Linked DNA regions of Homo sapiens: region 2 is linked to region 1. Evidence: chromatin contacts called from ENCODE Hi-C or POLR2A ChIA-PET data. All regions are on one chromosome and are shown on one strand. The core of a region is the stretch at or near the end of the contact, and the rest is flanking DNA. Distances in the headings are between cores, read along the strand shown.

Region 1 (5,971 bases), core at 1,788-4,287:
GAGTACAGTGGTGCAATCATAGCTCACTGCAGCCTCCAACTCCTGGCTCAAGTGATCCTCCTGTTTCAGCCTCCTGAGTAGCTGGAAGTATAGGTGTGTGCCACCATACCTGGATAATTTTTTTATTTTAATTTTATGTATTTATATTTTTAGGGCCTGGTTCTTGTTCTCTTGCCTAGGCTGGAGTGCAGTGGCATGATAACAGCTCACTGTAGCCTTGGCCTCCCAGGCTCAAGTGATCCTCCCATCTCAGCTTCCCACATAGCTGGGACCACAGGTATGTGCCACCACATCTGGCTAATTTTGTAAAGATGGGGCCTTACTATGTTGCCCAGGCTGGTCTTGAACTGGCCTCAAGCAGTCTTCCCACCTTGGCCTTGCAAAGTGTTGGGATTACAGCTGTGAGCCACTGCACCCATTTATGACCCTTCTGGGAGCCACAGAGCAGGATGCTCAGCCTAGGTTGGTGCTAGGTGAATGAAGAGAAGCCTGAACCTGGTTAGAGTCAATGGGCTTTGGCCAGGGTCTCCCCCAGCCTCTCCCCTGTACTTGCAGGTGAGAGGAAAGGCCAAGTTTCTCTCCCAAGTGGTCCTCACCTGCTGAGAGGCATCCATGTCCATGAGGTCATCCTTCTCTAGGACTGGCTCGCTGTCGGGGGATGAGGCCTCTGCAGGGATCACCACCACAGGGCTGATATGTTCTGACAGGGCTGAGGCTCGCAGGAAGTTGGGTGGGTTCTGAAGACGGAGACACATCCTCAAATAGTGCTTGCTTGCCAGGCCCCGCCGGCCCTTAAGAGAGTACCTGGGGCCTCTGCAGTGCCGAGGGTGTGTGGTTGGGCATGCTTACCTCAGGCAGCTGGGGGATCTGAATGAGCCGCTTGAAGTACTGCAGGTTGCTGGAGCGGTAGAACAGATCTTTCAACCTAGGGGTGGAGAAGGACCTGAGGGGTGCTGGGTGTCTTCATCAGCCCCATGTAGGGGACAGAGCAGCCACCTGGCTTTCCTGCCCCCTCCCCAGCCCAAAGGCACAGGCTGTCAAGGAGATAAACTCCATGGTGCTGGGATTCAATTATGATGCTGCAGAGGATTATTTAAAGCTGGTCCTCAGTGACCTGCTGGTGAGGAAAGAGTAATTCATGCTACAAATCCTTTGGAAGAGTAGATAATCAAAAAGCTAATTTCTTCATTGCTGTAGAACACATGTTGTTATTTTGCAGATTTAACTTCCGAGGAGTGTTTGGTTTAGAGTAACATTAAAAGAAATTGACTTTCTCTGAGGATAAGCCATCTAACCATAGGAAAAGGGAAGGGAATTTTACTACAAAGGTAGCTCTCTTCTTTCATTACTTCTCTTTGTTTTTGGACTATTTGTTCTCTCCACAATTAAGACTATAAGTTCCTGGGAAGTGGGGACTGAGCTCCGCTGAGCTGTTTCCCATAATGCCAGGGACAGGGCAGCCGTTCAATAAACACTTGGAGAATTACAATCGTTTGGTACTATGTCCTAATCTTGGGTGGATATGCACATGAAGAAACCAATATTTTTTTTCTCTCTCTCTCTCTTTTTGTAGAGGCAGGGTCTTGCTCTGTCACCCAGGCTAGAGTGCAGTGGTGCAATCAGAGCTCATTGCAGCCTTGAATTCCTGGGCTCAAGCAGTCTTCTGCCTCAGCCTCCTGAGTAGCTAGAATTACAGGGATGCACCACCATGCCTGGCTAATTTTTAATTTTTTGGTAGAAACAGGCTCTTGCTGTGTTGCCCAGGCTGGTCTCAAACTCCTGGCTTCAAGCAATCCTACTGCCTTGGCCTCCCAAAGTGCTGGGATTACAGGCATGAGCCACCACATCTGGCAAAATCAACATCTTTTTCTCATTCTCAAATCTCTATTTTGAATCTAAACACTGAAGACCAAGAAACCTAAGAGAATCCAGACTTATATATTCTTCATTTTTATTTTGTTTGTTTATTTTTTGAGATGGAGTGTCGCTCTTATTGCCCAGGCTGGAGTGCAATGGCGCGATCTCGGCTCACTGCAAGCTCCACCTTCCAGGTTCAAGGGATTCTCCTGCCTCAGCCTGCTGAGTTGCTGGGATTACAAGCATGTGCCATCATGCCTGGGTAATTTTGTATCTTTAGTAGAGATGGGGTTTCTCCATGTTGGTCAGGCTGGTTTCGAACTCCCGACCTCAGGTGATCCGCCCGTCTCGGCCTCCCAAAATGTTGGGGTTATAGGCGTGAGCCAATGTGCCCTGCCTATTTGTAAATATTTTTTTGAGATTGGGTCTTAGTCTGTCGCCCAGGCTGGAGTATAGTGGCAAAATCATAGCTCACTGCAGCCTTGACCTCCCTGGGCCCAAGGGATCCTCTCACCTCAGCCTCCAAGTAGCTGGGAGTACAGGTGTGTGCCACCACACCTGGCTAATTTTTTGTGTGTTTTTGATAAAGATGGGGTCTCTCTATGTTGTCCAGGCTGGTCTCAAACTCCTGGGCTCAAGCCATCTACCCACCTTGGCCTTCCAAAGTGCTGGGATTATAGGTGAGAGCCACCATGCTTGGCCTGTTTTAATTTTTTTAGAGACAAGGTCTTGCTGTGTCACCCAGGCTGAAGTGCAGTGGAACGATCAAGGCTTGCTGCAATCTCAACCTCCTGGGCTCAAGCGATCCTCCCACCTCAGCCTCCTGAGTAGCTGGAGTTAACTACATCTATTCTGAGATGAAAGGGGTACATGGGCCTTAAATCCTTTGGCCTGCAACAATGAACTTTCTCCAGCTTAGTCCAATAAACGAAACCCCCAGGGTCTCGTTACAGCCTGTCAGATCCCAAGACTTAGGCCTGTCTCTGTCTCTGTGACATCACTGCTGCTTCCCCTGAATTCAAGGACAGTGAGGTCTCAGACAGCAGCCGTGTCTGTGTGGAACAGCAAAGTGGCTACTCAGGGGAGATGTTTTTCTAAGCTAGAAGCAAATGAAAGGAAATGAAATCACCTGACCACACATCCCCATCTTGCTGGTTTGGAGCCAACAGTAACAGGCTCAACTGCTTTCACAAGCTACCGGAATTTGACATTCCAGGAAATCAGCCTCAGGGCCTGTCTCCTTGGACTAAAGAAGCCATTTATCACAGAATATGTACTCGGCTTCTCAAATGGAACAGGGGTACCAGGAGGTGGGTACAACCACACACTTGTCCTTCGCTTGCTCCTGGGGAACCAGGCAGAGAAGCTGAAACTTGGCATTTGGGAGTTATGGTCAAGGGTGAGGAAATTAACAGGAAAAACAAGAGAGTGCACTTTTACACAGCTAAGTCAGGAGGCCCTTCTCAGCCCCCTCTGTCCTCCCAACTCTCACTCTATTATCCTTCCCTTTTGCCTGGTTTCGCCTCCCCTCCCCTCCTTTCCTTTTTTTTTTTTTGGATGGAGTCTTGCTCTGTTGCCCAAGCTGTAGTGCAGTGGCATGATCTCAGCTCATTGCAACCTCTGCCACCTGAGTTCAAGCAATTCTCCTGCCTCAGCCTCCTGAGTAGCTGGGATTACAGGGCTAATTTTTGTATTTACAGTAGAGACAGGGTTTCATCATGTTAGCCAGGCTGCTCTCAAACTCCTGACCTCAAGCGATCCACTTGCTTCGGCCTCCCAAAGTGCTGGGATTACAGGTGTGAGCCACTGCACCCAGCCTAAGTAAAGATCTTTTGTTTTTGTTTTTGTTTTGAGATGGAATCTCATTCTGACGCCCAGGCCTGAGTGCAGTGATGTGATCTTGGCTCACTGCAACCTCCACCTCCTGGGTTCAAGCGATTCTTCTGCCTCAGCCTCCCGAGTAGCTGGGATTACAGGTGTGCACCACCATGCCCTGCTAATTTTTTAGTAGAGACGGGGTTTCACCATGTTGGCCAGGCTGGTCTTGAACTCCTGACCTCAAGTGATCTGCCCACCTCGGCCTCCCAAAGTGCTGGGATTACAGGCATGAGCCACTGCACCCGGCTGGTGTTAGCAACTTTTATTGAGGCGGCAGTGCACAGCCAGCAGCGGAGGTCCTGTTCCTTGCAGCGCAGGGCTACTCCATACGCAGTGAGCCCAGAATAGCAGCTGTTACATTTATACCCACTTTTAATTATATGTAAATTAAGGGGCAGATTATGCAGAAATTTCTAGAAAAAAAGTGGTAAATTCCAGATTGTCAGGTTATTGCCATGGAAAGGGGCGCTAACTTCCGGATGTTGCCATAGCAATGGTAAACTGTCACTGCACACTGGTAGGTGTGTCTTATGCAGAGGTGCTTCCGCCCTTTCCCTGTTTTACTTGTCCTTAATTTGGTCCGATGCCCAAGCCCTGCCTCCAGAGTCCAGTCTCCCATCCCACCTCAGAAGCAGGTCATATTTGTAGGGTATCAACCAAACCTGCTAGTGGATTGGACATGGGGGATGAGGAAAATGGTGACTTCCAGATCTCTGGCCTAAATGGATGATGGCAGTATTTGTTGAGATAGAAAAGAATGGGGAGGGGCTGGGCACAGTGACTCGCGCCGGTAATCCCATCACTTTGGGAGGCAGATCACTTGAGGTCAGGAGTTCCAGACCAGCCCGGCCAACATGGTGAAATCCTGTCTCTACTAAAAATACAAAAATTAGTCGGGCATGGTGGTGGGCGCCTGTAATCCTAGCTACTGAAGAGGCTGAGGCAGGAGAATCACTGGAGATGGGGAGGCTGAGGTTGCAGTAAGCCAAGATCACACCACCGCACTCAAGCCTGGGTGACAGAGCGAGACTCTGTCTCAAAAACAAAAACAAAAACAAACAAACAAAAACAGAATGGAGAGAGAAAGGTTTTTTTTTGTTTTTTTTTTTTGAGAAAACCTAAAGTACAGTTTGAGATTTAAGTATGCTATACAGATGTCAAATTGGGGACAAGAGGCTGGCATTCAGAAGTAAGGTCTGGCTAGAGATGCATATTTAGGGGTTATCAGTCTATAAATGCTATAAGACCAGAACTTAGGGAGACAGAAAAGAGAAGAGGATGAAGTCTGGGGCATAAGCAGGCAACTAATGAATGGATGAAATCTCTTTCTTCTATATGCTTCTATGGGATTTATTAGATAACCAATAGTTACCCTAGCTATAGGTAGATTTGCCTCTGTCTGAGCTATTTTCTGTCACTTTATCACCTTAGAATGAAGATAACCTCAGGTCGGGTGCAGTGGCTCACGCCTGTAATCCCAACACTTTGGGAGGCTGAGGTGGGCAGATCACAAGGTCAAGAGATCGAGACCATCCTGGCCAACATGGTGAAACCCTATCTCTACTAAAAATACAAAAATTAGCTGGGCATGGTGGTGTGTGCCTGTAGTCTCAGCTACTCGAGAGGCTGATGCAGGAGAATCACTTGAACCCAGGAGGCGGAGGTTGCAGTGAGCCGAGATCGTGCCATTGCCATTGCACTCCAGCCCGAAGATAACCTCACGCCCACAAGTATTTAAAAAAAATTTTTTTTTAGAGACAGGGTCTCACTTTGTCACATAGACTGAAGTCCAGTGGCACAATCTAGCTCACTGCAGCCTCGGACTCCTAGGCTCAGGCCATCCTCCTGCCTCAGCCTCTCAAGTGGCTGGGATCACAGGTGCATACCACCGTGCCCAGCTAATTTGTTTTACATTTTTTTTCTGTAGAGATGGGGTCTCGCTATGTTGCCCAGCCTGGTGTCAAACTCTTGGCCTCAAGTGATCCTCCCGCCTCAGCCTCCCAAAGAGTTGGGGTTACAGGCATGAACCACTGTGTCCAGCCACCTCTCACAGTGCACTTGCATGGCTTAATGATTTTATAGCGCTCTTGAATTCACCTCCATTCCTGTTACTTGAACCACTTACTTTGTAAACTGCTCCATGAAGCGGTCCCGGTGGCCTTGCAGGGTGTCAGCTGGGAGGCCTGGAAGAAATTGGAAAGAGTGTGAGAGGGGAGGGGGACCAGAGGGCAGGGAA
Region 2 (6,249 bases), core at 3,750-6,249, 52 kb after region 1:
GAAACTCCATCTCAAATAATAATAATAATAATTTTTTTAAAAAGAGGCTGTAATCCCAGTACTTTGAGAGGCCGAGGCAGGCAGATCACTTGAGGCCAGGAGTTCAAGACAAGCCTGGCCAACATGGTGAAACTCCGTCTCTACTAAAAATACAAAAATTAGCTGGGCATGGTGGCAGGTGCCTGTAATCCCAGCTACTCAGGAGACTGAGGTGGGAGGATGGCTTGAGCCCAGAAGTTCAAGGTTGCAGTGAGCTATGATCATACCACTGCACCACTCCAACTTGGGTCACACACACACACACACACACATGCACACAAAAGAAAGAAAAGAAAACTAGAAAGAAAGAAAAGAAAATTGGCCATGGCAGGTTGCAGTACAGGTGGCAATAGCTCAGGTTAACAGCTGGGACCTACCACCTGAGTGAGGATGACAGGGAGAGTACAGAACCAAATGGAGATCAGGTGAGCCTGGGAGAGTAGAGGGACAGGTGAGGCATGAAAGCCAAACAGAGCGTCCCCACCGTGGGGAGCCTTCTGTGCTCCGTGAGACTGCTCTGGTCCTAGCTACAACACTTGGAATTTGCTGCCCAACATCAGGGTCTTTTTAATTCTTCTCTTGATCAAAAATAATAATAATCATCATAGAGCCATTGTCACCAGATTAGTGGTAGTAGCAGGAGCCACTGACCCTCACTTGGGCCTCTTCCTCCTCCCAGGCACTGCACTGGTAATTTACTTCTCATCCGCCTTTGGTCCCTAGAGGGCAAGAAATCTGGGCCCCTATTTTCCAAGACAAGCTACTTGCAAGTAGTACAGCCAGCAAGAAGTGGAGCCAGAATTCAAACCCAGGTCCATCTGAGAGCGCCTCCTCTCCCACACCGTGCTGCCTTCTGTAACTGCCAGGGTCCAACACAAACCTGTTGCCAACCAACGTCCTCCACCCTACTGTCTGCCTCACCTTCTGTTGCCCAGGCTGGAGTACAGTGGTGCAAACGTGGCTCACTACAGCCTCAACCTCCTGGATTCGAGCAATCTCCCATCTCAGCCTCCCAGGCAGCTGAGACGACAGGTGCATGCCACCACACCTGGCTAATTTTTAAATTCTTTTGTAGAGATGGGGTTTGCTATGTTGCCTAGGCAGGGTCTCCCTCTGTTGCCCAGGCTGGAGTACAATGGTGCAAACATGGCTCACTACAACCTTAACCTCCTGGGTTCAAGCAATCCTCCCATCTCAGCCTCCCAGATAGCTGAGACGACAGGTGTATGCCACCACACCTGGCTAATTTTTAAATTCCTTTGTAGAAATGGGGTTCACTGTGTTGCCTAGGCAGGTCTCAAACTTCTGGCCTCAAGTGATCCTCCTGCCTCAGCCTCCTGAGTAGCTGGGATTATAGGCACATGCCACCACACCCAGCTAATTTTTGTAGAGACGGGGTCTTACTATGTTGCTCAGGCTGGTCTGAAACTCCTGGGCTCAAGCGCTTTGGCTGTCCCAGCCTCCCAAAGTGCTGGGACTACAGGCATGAGCCATGCGCTGGGCCCTAAAATGGTGAATTTTATGGTATGTATATTTTACCACCACACACACACATAGACACACACACACACACACAGTTACAAGGTAGATAAGCCTCCAAAACATGCTACATGAAAGAAACCAGACATGAAATGGGACACAATGTGTGATTCTATTTGTATGAAGTGCTCAGAATGGGCAGATCCATAGAGACAGAGAGCTGACTGGTGGCCACTGGGGCCTGGTAGGAGAGGGGTGGGGAGTGATTGCTTAATGGGAACAGGGTTTCCTTTACGGATAGTGAAAATGTTCTGAAATTAAACAGTCATGTCGGTTGCACGACATAGCGAATGTGCCAGATGTTGCTTAATTATACACTTGAATTTGTTACAATAGCGAATTTCATGTTATATGTATTTTGTCACAGGAAAAAAAAAGATAAAAAACACTGAGAAACTGATTTTTTTTTCTTTTTCTGAGACGGAGTCTCACTCTGTCACCCAGGCTGGAGTGCAGTGGCGCGATCTCGGCGCATTGCAACCTCTGCCTCCCGGGTTCAAGTGATTCTCCTGCCTCAGCCTCCTGATAGCTGGGATTACAGGCACCCACCACCCCGCCTGGCTAATTTTTGTATTTTTAGTGGAGACGGGGTTTCACCATGTTGGCCTGTCTTGTCTCGAACTCCTGACCTCAAGTGATCCACCTGCCTCGGCCTCCCAAAGTGCTGGGATTACAGGCATGAGCCACCACGCTGGCCTGAGAAACTGATTTTACTGAATACCTACTACACGCAGGGCAAGGCTGCCACACAGATAGTAAGGCTCTTTGCCATACAACCACAAGAGGGCCTTTCACAGACAGTTGTGGACAGCCATGCACCTGCACATGGCTGCCAGGATCCAGGGCACCACACCAGGGGCTGTGAGAGAGCACACAGATGATAGGAAGTGGACCCTGTGGCCAGGTGTGGCAGCTCATGCCTGGAATCCCAGCACTTTGAGAGGCCGAGGCAGGAGGATCACTTGAGGCCTGGAGTTCAAGACCAGCCTGGGCAACATGGTAAGACCCCATCTCTACAAAAAATGAAAATTTAGCTGGGGATGGTGGTATATCTGTAGTGGTGGCTACTTGGGAGGCTGAGGCAGGAGGATTGCTTGAGCCCAGGAGTTGGAGGCTGCAGTGAGCTATGACTGTGCCACTGCACTCTATCATGAATGACAGATGGAGACCCTGACTCCCCACCCTTAAAAAAGGTGGATCTTGTCCTCAAAGGGACAAAGACTGTACTACTCCTTCCTGTCCTTTCCTTCCTTCTCCTCTGACTGTGCTTATGCCTGTAATCCCAACACTTTAGGAGATTGAGGTGGAGGATCGATTGAGCCCAGGAGGTGGAGGTTGCAGTTGAGCCGAGATTGTGCCACTACACTCCAGCCTGGGTGACACAGCGAGACTCTGTCTCAAAAAACAAAAACAAAAACAAACAAAAAATGGCCAGGCGCGGTGGCTCATGCCTGTAGTCCCAGCACTTTGGGAGGCTGAGGCAGGCGGATCACCTGAGGTCAGGAATTTGAGACCAGCATGGTCAATATGATGAAACCTCGTCTCTACTAAAAATACAAAAATTAGCTGGGTGTGATGGTGCGCACCTGTAGTCCCAGCTACTCAGCAGGCTGAGGCAGGAGAATCGCTTGAACCTGGGATGTGGAGGTTGCAGTGAGCTGAGATCACACCACTGCACTCCAGCCTGGGCGACAGAGTAAGACTCTGTCTCAAAAAAAAAAAAAAAAAAAAAGAAAAGATAAGAAAAGAAAAGAAAACAAAAACAAAAACAAAGTATCTCGTAACATCGTCCTAGACAAGAATGAGAAAGGACAGGCTGCTAGGGGTCCAAACCACCGCCCACCAGCCAAACCTGGCCTCAGCCTGCTTGTGCATGGCCTGTGAGCTAGGACTGGTTTTTGTGTTCTTGTTTAGGGACAGAGTCTTGCTCTGTTGCCCAGGCTGCAGTGTAGTGGTACGATCATAGCTCACTACAGCCTTGAACTCCTGGGTTCATGCAATCGTCCCACCTCCACCTCCCAAGTAGGTGGGCCTACAGGTGCGCACCACCACGCCAGGCTAATTAAAAAATTTTTTTTTGTAGAGACCGGGTCTCACTTTGTTGCCCAGGCTGGTCTTGAGCTCCTGGCTTCTAGCGATCCTCCCACCTTAGCCTCCCAAAGTGCTGGAATTACCGGCGCTAGCCACCATGCCTGGCTTTTTAAGGGTGGGGAGGAGGAGGAGGAGGAGGAGGAGGAGGAAGAGGAGGAGGACGAGGAGGAGGAAGAAATAGTAGCAGCAGGAAGCCACAAAGCCAAAAACATTTACCATCTGGCCCTTTGCAGAAAATGTTTGCTGGCCCCTGGACTAGGCAGGGCAGCCTATGAGGGTGGATGTCCACACATACAGAGGCTGATTACTGGCCATCACTTTGGGGTAAGGCATGCTGGTGCCTGAGCCTGTGTCCTCCTCCTCATGTTTACCAGGGAGGTATATGTCAGGCACAGTGATTGATCTAACTGATGCTGGGAACAACAGTAACTACATTTAGATGACTATTTTTTTTTGTTTGGACAAGGTCTTGCTCTGTTGCCCAGGTTGGAGTGCAGTGGTGCAATCATGGCTCATTGCAGCCTCGACCTCCTGGGCTCAAGCAATCCTCCCACCTCAGCCTCCCAAAATAGTTGGGAGCACAGGTGCATGCCACCACACCCAGCTAATTTTTTTTTTTTTTTTTTTTGAGATGGAGTTTTGCTCTGTCACCTGGCTGGAGTGCAATGGCGTGATCTCAGCTCACTGCAACCTCCGCCTCCCCGGCTCAAGCGATTCCCTTGTCTCAGCCTGCCAAGTCGCTGCGATTACAGGCACCCACCATCACTCCCGGCTAATTTGTTTTGTAGTTTTTAGTAGAGACGGGGTTTCACCATGTTGACCAGGCTGGTCTTGAACTCCTGACCTCAGGTGATCCTCCTGCCTCGGCTTCCCAAAGTGCTGGGATTACAAGCGTGAGCCACCGCACCCAGCCACTAATTTTTTATTATTTGTAGAGGTGAGGATCTCCCTGTGTTGCCCAGGCTGGTCTCGAACTCCTGGCCTCAAGCCATCCTCCTGCAGCGGCCTCCCAAAGTGCTGGGATTACAGGCGTGACCCACCGCGCCCAGCCTCAGCCTGGTTCCTTGCGTGAGTCTTGGTTTCTTGGTCTCCTTTTCCCCGTATGCCAGCTGCCTCCCTCCATAAGAGAACATCTGTGATGACCTTCGGGGTGCCCACTTAGGCTTTCAAAGGGGCCTGGAATGTAGGGCACAGGGTAAGAGACTCGGACACCAGGCCTTGGGGAAAAGGAGAAGCGGGCCCATATGCCCTCCTCTCACCCACAGGGAGCTGTGGCTTCGAAAGGGGCTCCTCCCTTGTAAGGCTGCTGCTCCTGTCGTCATGGAGGAAACCTTGGTTCTGCTTCCCTAGCACCCCAAACTGCAAAGTCACGCTGGCAGGTATTGCACCCAGAGGGCTCATTCCCCATTCATCATAGTCACTGGTTGGGCAAGTCACCCTCCCTAGAAAGCGCAGCCTTGGGTAAATCCACCAGACATATCCTGATCTTTCACTATTCACAGAGCCAGACTGGAGTGGCCTTTCGTAATGGCCCTGGCCAGAGCTCCCGGGGGAAGCCTTCCGGATAGGCAGCTTGTCAGCAAGAGTGGGAAACCCTGGGCTGCGCCCTCCCCACAAACCACCAGCATTGCCCAACTTCCTCTCTTCATGCCCTCTACCACCCTCTCGTTGCCCCAGCTTTCTTTCTTTCATTTTTTTTCTTGAGACACAGTTTCACTGTCACCCAGGCTGGAGTGCAGTAGTGTGATCTCGGCTCACTGCTACCTACCTCCACCTCCTGGGTTCAAGCGATTCTCACACCTTAGCCTCCCGAGTGGCTGGGATTACAGGCACGTGCCACCAACTCTGGCTAATTTTATATTTTTAGTAGAAACAGGGTTTCACCATGTTGGTCAAGCTGGTCTCAAACTCCTGACCTCAAGTGTTTCATCTGCCTCAGCCTCCCAAAGTGCTGGGATTACAGGTGTGAGCTACCACACGTGGCTAATTTTTGTATTTTCAGTAGAGATGGGGGTTTCACCATGTTGGCCAGGCTGGTCTTGAACTCCTGACCCCAGGTGACCTGCCCTCCTCAGTCTCCCAAAGTGCCGGGATTACAGGCATGAGCCACCGCACCCAGCTGTTTCCCCAGCTTTCTAACAGTGAGGTTAGTTTTGTCTCTTCTCTTTTATTAATATACTGCTACTTATCTCCAATGATCTGAAGACTCAAGGTGGGTGATGCCTGACTTACAGGAGATCCCCCAGCACGGGAACCATCCCTTATCCAGCTCTGGGTCTCTTGCAGTGTCCAATTTCTAGAAGTGACCTTTCTGTCAAGTGAATGAGCCAAGCCCCAGCCACATCCCAGCACTAGAAAACCTGATGCCTCTCCCTTGAGCACATCCTTTTTTTTTTCTTCCAAGTTTTTTTGTAGAGATGGGGTTTCACTATGCTGCCCAGGCTGGTCTCAACCTCCTGGGCTCCAGTGAGCCTCCCACCTTGGCCTCCCACCCAACATCCTTGACATCCCACCTTTTGTTCTATTTCTGCAGGAATCGCTGTGTGTAGAAAGAAAGCCTTTGGTCAGTGGTTCCCAGAC

What was found. A loop is a pair of places that touch in the nucleus more often than their neighbours do. ChIA-PET counts read pairs that join two places held with the same protein, here RNA polymerase II (POLR2A). Pooled maps may share reads with other maps.
Region 2: a map of thyroid gland shows a loop between it and region 1 (3-fold over the local background). The contact joins two enhancer-like sites. A Hi-C loop is called at or near these places in 4 of 168 maps with a recorded cell type or tissue (endothelial cell of umbilical vein, heart left ventricle, right cardiac atrium and 1 more) and 5 of 50 pooled maps. POLR2A ChIA-PET finds 5 or more read pairs at or near these places in 7 of 52 experiments (A673, BJ, HEK293T and 4 more).

Annotation. Positions count from the first base shown.
Region 1 is chr7:75,562,339-75,568,309 of GRCh38, forward strand. It overlaps HIP1 (huntingtin interacting protein 1), which reads right to left. Exons shown (of 31, transcript NM_005338.7): 9 at 5,861-5,918; 10 at 850-925; 11 at 597-737. Among named protein-coding and RNA genes, the nearest start is that of SPDYE5, 73 kb to the left of the region's middle. Within about 2 kb of position 3,038, at least 8 of the 41 ENCODE cell types and tissues checked have a DNase peak (open chromatin) inside an H3K27ac peak, as active enhancers do; they include PC-9, where a contact is called at or near this core.
Region 2 is chr7:75,612,797-75,619,045 of GRCh38, forward strand. The region is part of intron 1 of HIP1 (huntingtin interacting protein 1); the gene reads right to left. Among named protein-coding and RNA genes, the nearest start is that of HIP1, 120 kb to the right of the region's middle. RefSeq lists an enhancer at 4,525-5,026. Within about 2 kb of position 5,000, at least 17 of the 41 ENCODE cell types and tissues checked have a DNase peak (open chromatin) inside an H3K27ac peak, as active enhancers do; they include PC-9, where a contact is called at or near this core.